2 separate regions of the Homo sapiens genome follow, and region 1 is linked to region 2. The links are chromatin contacts, found by Hi-C or POLR2A ChIA-PET in ENCODE. All regions are on one chromosome and are shown on one strand. The core of a region is the stretch at or near the end of the contact, and the rest is flanking DNA. Distances in the headings are between cores, read along the strand shown. Region 1 has its middle 68 kb from the start of FAM53A. Region 2 overlaps MAEA (macrophage erythroblast attacher, E3 ubiquitin ligase).

Region 1 (2,700 bases), core at 58-2,557, 320 kb after region 2:
ACACAGAAGGCAGGACACGACCACGCCCACCTCACCTGGGGACACAAGGGAGGCAGGATGCAGCCACGCCCACCCCACCTGGGTACACACGGAAGACAGGATGCGGCTACGCCCACCCTACTTGGGCACACACACGGAAAACAGGATGCGGCCATGCCCATCCCGCCTGGGCACACATGGAAGACAGGATGTGGCCACGCCCACCCTACCTGGGCCCACACGGAAGACAGGATGCGGCCACACCCACCCCACCTGGGCGCACACTGAAGACAGGATGCGGCCACGCCCACCCCACCTGGGCACACACACGGAAGACAGGATGCGGCCACATCCACCCCACCTGGGCACACATGGAAGACAGGATGCGGCCACACCCACCCTACGTGGGCACACATGGAAGACAGGATGCAGCCACGCCCACCTCACCTGGGCACGCACGGAAGACAGGATGTGGCCACGCCCATCCCACCTGGGCACACATGGAAGACAGGATGCGGCCACGCCCACCTCACCTGGGCACGCACGGAAGACAGGATGTGGCCACGCCCATCCCACCTGGGCACACATGGAAGACAGGATGCAGCCACGCCCATCCCACCTGGGCGCACACAGGGGATGGCCCGAATTGTTTGCTGCTCCTCACATGTCCAAGAATGACCACAAAAGCACCACAAGTACTGATTTGGGGGTTGCCACTTTATCAAGGAGGCAAATGTGCAAATGCAGAATCCGAACAAGGGATTGGCTGCATCCACAGATGAAGGACCATGCACTTTTCTCCAAAGCCGCCATGCAGCAAAGACAGAGCAGCGACGTTAGGGCAGGGGCTGGGCAGGGATGGGCAAGGCTGTGGATGGCGATGTTTCAGAGACATCCGTTTGGCTGTTTCAACAGAGACCAACCTGCCACAGCTCAAGGGGCCTCCTGCCTGTCATCACCCCTGGGTGCTGGGCCAGCCACTGTGTGAGAGATTCTGGGATTCCAGGAAGGAAGGATGGGGGATGTTGGATGCAGTAAGCAGGTTCTGGTGCAGGAAATCAAGACACCGGCAAGACGAAGGGGTGGGCACAGCCAGGAGAGGAAGCATGTGAGACTGCGGAGCGACATGAGATGCAAAATCAAACACAAAATAAAACCACAAAATGAAACAAACCCAAAATAAAGCAAGTCACAGGACACATCAGCACTGCTGATGAAGACAGTGCCAGGAGCCCAGGAGCGGCTCACTCAGCCAGGCACGCAGGTCCCCACGGCCAAGGTTGGAAGCGGGGAGGTCCCACCCCTCCCTACTGAGCCCAAGGGCCATCAAGAGGGGCCAAGCAAGTTGGCGCCCAGCAGGCTGGATGACACGGGAGCCGAGCCATGATTGCGCCACTGCACTCCAGCCCGGGTGTCACAGTGAGACTCCATCTCACTGCACTCCAGCCTGGGTGTCACAGCGAGACTCCGTCTCACGTCTCAAAACAACAACAACAACAAAACTAAAACTGTGACTATTCTAGGAAAACACATGTTTAAAAGGCAAAATAGTTTATTTGAGCAAATACATTCTTGAATTGAGCAGCTGCAAACCAGAAGTGGTTGAGGGAATGCAGGGTGAAGGCTTTGATAAGAAGGATGCAGAAGTAAACCAAAGAAAAGCTTGGATTGGTGACAGTCACACTGTTGCCTGCTTCGGTCTGTCCCGCGGAGAAGCCTTAGTTATGTAAGTTTCTTGGCTGCTTTGGCTGGCTGAGCTTCAGCTCTGTTTTTCTTTAATATAGGCTCAAATTAAGTTTCACTTATGGGCTGGGCACCGTGGCTCATGCCTGCAATCCCGGCACTCTGGGAGGCCGAAGCAGGTGGATCACTTGAAATCAGGAGTTCAAGACCAGCTGGGCCAACAGGGTGAAACACCATCTCCACAAAAAATACAAAAATTAGCCAGGCACGGTGGTACGTGTCTGTTGTCCCAACTACTAAGGAGGCTGAGGCAGGAGAATCACTTGAACCCAGAGGGCGGAGGTTGCAGTGAGCTGAGATAGCACCACTGCACTCCAGGCAACAGAGGGAGACTCCATCTTGAAATTTTAAAAAAAAGTTTCATTTATATTTACAAATCAAGCAAGGTTGACAACACTCATGAGGCCTGCATGTTTTGTCTGCTCAGTCTCCATTTTAACTTAACTTTAGCAAACAGGAGAGTATCTTCATGACTTTGGGATCATGTGTTGAGTTATTTATCTGTTGAGCTATTTATGGTGTTTCTGAGTACATCTCTTCATCCACTTTTTTAGTTGCTGTTCTAGGTTATTACTTATACGTGGCTCATGACAGTTTGCCGGTGTTGACATTTTACCAGCTTCAGGGAAGTGCTGAAGCCTTCCCTCCCTGGTGTCCATTTAGTTCCCCACCTATAACATATCATAAACATTTCCTTTACATTTATCAAGAATCACATCAGTCGGTATTCTAATTTTTTTCTTCAACCATCACACATAATTTAGGAAACTCAAGAGGAGAAGGAAACCTATTATGTTCACTCATAATTCTGCCTACTGCGCTCTTTCTTCCTTCCTGATGTTCCAAGGTTTCTTCTTTCACTGTTTCCATTTCTGTTCCGAGACCTGCCTTAGCCACTCTTTTTTAGGTCCGCTGGTGACAAACACGCTTGGTTTTCCTTCATCTGAGGATGTCTTGACGCCCCTTTCATTCCTGAAC
Region 2 (2,700 bases), core at 120-2,619:
GGCTGGTGGGGCTCCTGGGTGCCTGGCAGGTACTTATTTTTCTATTTTCCTGGTGAAGTGGGAAGAGAATGGAACAGACGTGAATTGCTGCAGCCAACACGCACTGACCTTGGGCACCTCTGTCGTCATGAGCTTCTATTTCCACCAAAGGGGTGGACCGGCCTGCGAACGTTTGGGCTGGAGGAGCCTTTGTCGGTGGTGGGGGCTGTGCAGTCTAGGATGTCTAGCAGCATCCCTGGTGTCTGCCTGCCAGATGCCAAGAGCATGCCCCCAAAATGTCTTCAGACATTGCTAGATGTGCCCTGGGGGCATGCACACACCCCTGAGAATTGCTGGGCTGGATCCTGCTTTAAGGGACTTGTTTCTTCCTCTTACCAAACGGAGGTGTGGCTCATGAGGACTCAGCCTTGCGTCCTGGCTGTGGCTGTGTCTTTTTGCTGTCAAATGCTGTGAACGCCGTCCGGTGTAGGGTGGTGGGTAATGCCTTGTGGGGGAGGGGAAAGATGAATAACTCACCATCTTTTTTTTTTTTTTTTTTCTTTTTTGAGACGGAGTCTCACTCTGTTGCCCAGGCTGGAGCGCGGTGGCACAATCTCAGCTCACTGCAACCTCTGCCTCCCAGATTCAAGCAATTCTCCTACCTCAGCCTCCCGAGTAGCTGAGATTACAGGCACCCGCCACCATGCCCAGCTAATTTTTTGTATTTTTTAGTAGAGACGTGGTTTCTCCATGTTGTCCAGCTGGTCTTGAACTCCTGACCTCAGGAATTCACCATCTTTCAATTCAACATGCATAGTTCACCATCTTGAATTGGAAGCCCTTGCTTTCATTATTTTGTAAAAGGTTTTTTTTTTTCTGATTATAAAAGTAATTTGATGAGTTGGGTGCGGTGGTGTGCGCCTGTAGTCCCAGCTAATTGGGAGGCTGAGGCGAGAGGATCACTTGAGCCAGGAGATCCAGGCTGTGGTGAACCGAGATTGCACCACTGCCCTCCAGCCTGGGTGACAGAGTGAGACCCTGTCTCAAATAATAAATAAATAAAAGTAATTTGTTTTTTCTTCAAGTTACCCTGCTGCACAGAGAGAACTTCATTAACATTTTGGTGTATTTACTCCTACTATTTCCCTTCAGATAGCCGAAGAAAAATAATAGTTTAGAGAATTTCACATGGGTGTCTGCACAGCCCAGGGCGGGAAGTGGTGTTCATCACCTGGAGACCCTGGTCTGGACCTGGCTCCTCTCTGTGAACCCCACCTGGGCCCACCTCTCCTCTCCTGGAGCCCCAGCAAGGGTTCCCAGCTCCAGTGAGTCCTCTCACACCCAAGGTGGTGATGCTGTCCTCTCCCCAGAGGACAGGCTGAGAAACACCGGGCTTGTGGTTGCATTCTCAGGTGTCTGAATTCTCTACAGGAAGATTTGCATGTTCTGCCTTTGGTTTGATGACAGTCTGGTTGCCCAGGCATGGCCCTGATGCCTCACAGCCTGGGTCTGTGCCTGTGGTAGGGAGTTCGGGTGCCAGCTGTGTGCTGAAGTTGTAACTGCTCCTGCGCCTTTTGTAGTTTTCTTCACTCCATCTTGGCTGGATTTGGGAGGATCATGTGTTCTCGAGTGTGAGAAACACAGGCAACCACGAAGCGTTTGACTTACTGACACACACATTGGGTTGGACCCTGGTGATGCCGTGTCTGAGGAGTCTTAGGCCGGGTCTCCACCTCTTCTGTGGCCGGCTTTTTCGATGTACTTTATCTGCAGTAACGTCACAGCCCTCCAGAATCCGCCCGGTCTCTAGAGCACAGTGGAAATTCCTTCTGCCCAGAAGAGCCATGGTCTGCCCTTTGTGGCTCCCAGCTCCACTCCCCTCGCCTCTCCCACCGTTTGCTGGTGGTTTGGCCCTGGGCTGGCTTCCGCGGCCTCCGCGCTGGCACAGGTCTTCCCTCCCAGGCCTGGGCCTTTCCAGCTGGTTGGGCAAGGCTGAGATAAGGATGTAGACTTGAATTCACTGCTAGCTGGGGGGTTGGTTTTGTTTTTGTTTTTTTAAGTATTATTTTTTTAACACATTTCAAGTCAAGAAAGTGCTTTTTAATGCCTGATTCACCGTAATGGCTGGGCTAGGTTGGAGGCAGTACTGACGTGAGGCCTGGAGCGGCCCTGGGACCTAAGCAAGGCACCGCCGCCGGGCTGCAGAGCAGGGCTGCAGGTGCACTTAGCTTCTCCCATACCCCCCTCCGCAGCAGTGGTCTGAGAGCCTCCATCGGCCAGGTACGGTCAGGCCCTGCACAGTCAGGCCCTGGGCTAGCATGATGGGGAGACAAGTGAGGCCCCTGTCTACGCTCCGGTGGGAGGGAGGCATCAGCACAAGCACACACAGACATCTCAGATCCTTTAAAGACGCTGATGAGGTTGAGGTGATGTTGGACAGTGGCAGGGGACGGGGGTGGGGCCGGGGGCAGGGGCAGGGGCAGGGGCGGGGGTGGGGATGAGCTTCCTCCAGTGAATGCGATATTGTGAGCTGGTTGGCGGAGCTAAGTTTTGGGGTGAGGCTCTGTGGACCGTGTTGAAGTCCTGGCCGGCTCTCACCCCAGTAGGCACACAGGCACACAGCACCATTGGGGTGATGTGGCTGGGGGTGTCCCAGAGCTGTGCAGGGAGGGTCTCACAGTGAGACTGGGTGCTGGGCAGTGACTCGGTCTGTGGGTACAG

Evidence for each region. Hi-C counts contacts between places; a loop is a spot of excess contacts on that map. ChIA-PET counts read pairs that join two places held with the same protein, here RNA polymerase II (POLR2A). Pooled maps may share reads with other maps.
Region 1: POLR2A ChIA-PET joins it to region 2 with 13 read pairs in activated naive CD4-positive, alpha-beta T cell. The contact joins two enhancer-like sites. A Hi-C loop is called at or near these places in 4 of 50 pooled maps. POLR2A ChIA-PET finds 5 or more read pairs at or near these places in 2 of 52 experiments (activated naive CD4-positive, alpha-beta T cell and naive thymus-derived CD8-positive, alpha-beta T cell).

The regions. Positions count from the first base shown.
Region 1 is chr4:1,615,069-1,617,768 of GRCh38, forward strand. It overlaps a transcript of FAM53A not described here. Among named protein-coding and RNA genes, the nearest start is that of FAM53A, 68 kb to the right of the region's middle. RefSeq lists an enhancer at 1-289. Within about 2 kb of position 1,308, at least 6 of the 41 ENCODE cell types and tissues checked have a DNase peak (open chromatin) inside an H3K27ac peak, as active enhancers do.
Region 2 is chr4:1,292,367-1,295,066 of GRCh38, forward strand. The region is part of intron 1 of MAEA (macrophage erythroblast attacher, E3 ubiquitin ligase); the gene reads left to right. Among named protein-coding and RNA genes, the nearest start is that of MAEA, 3.8 kb to the left of the region's middle. RefSeq lists an enhancer at 2,452-2,700. Within about 2 kb of position 1,370, at least 5 of the 41 ENCODE cell types and tissues checked have a DNase peak (open chromatin) inside an H3K27ac peak, as active enhancers do.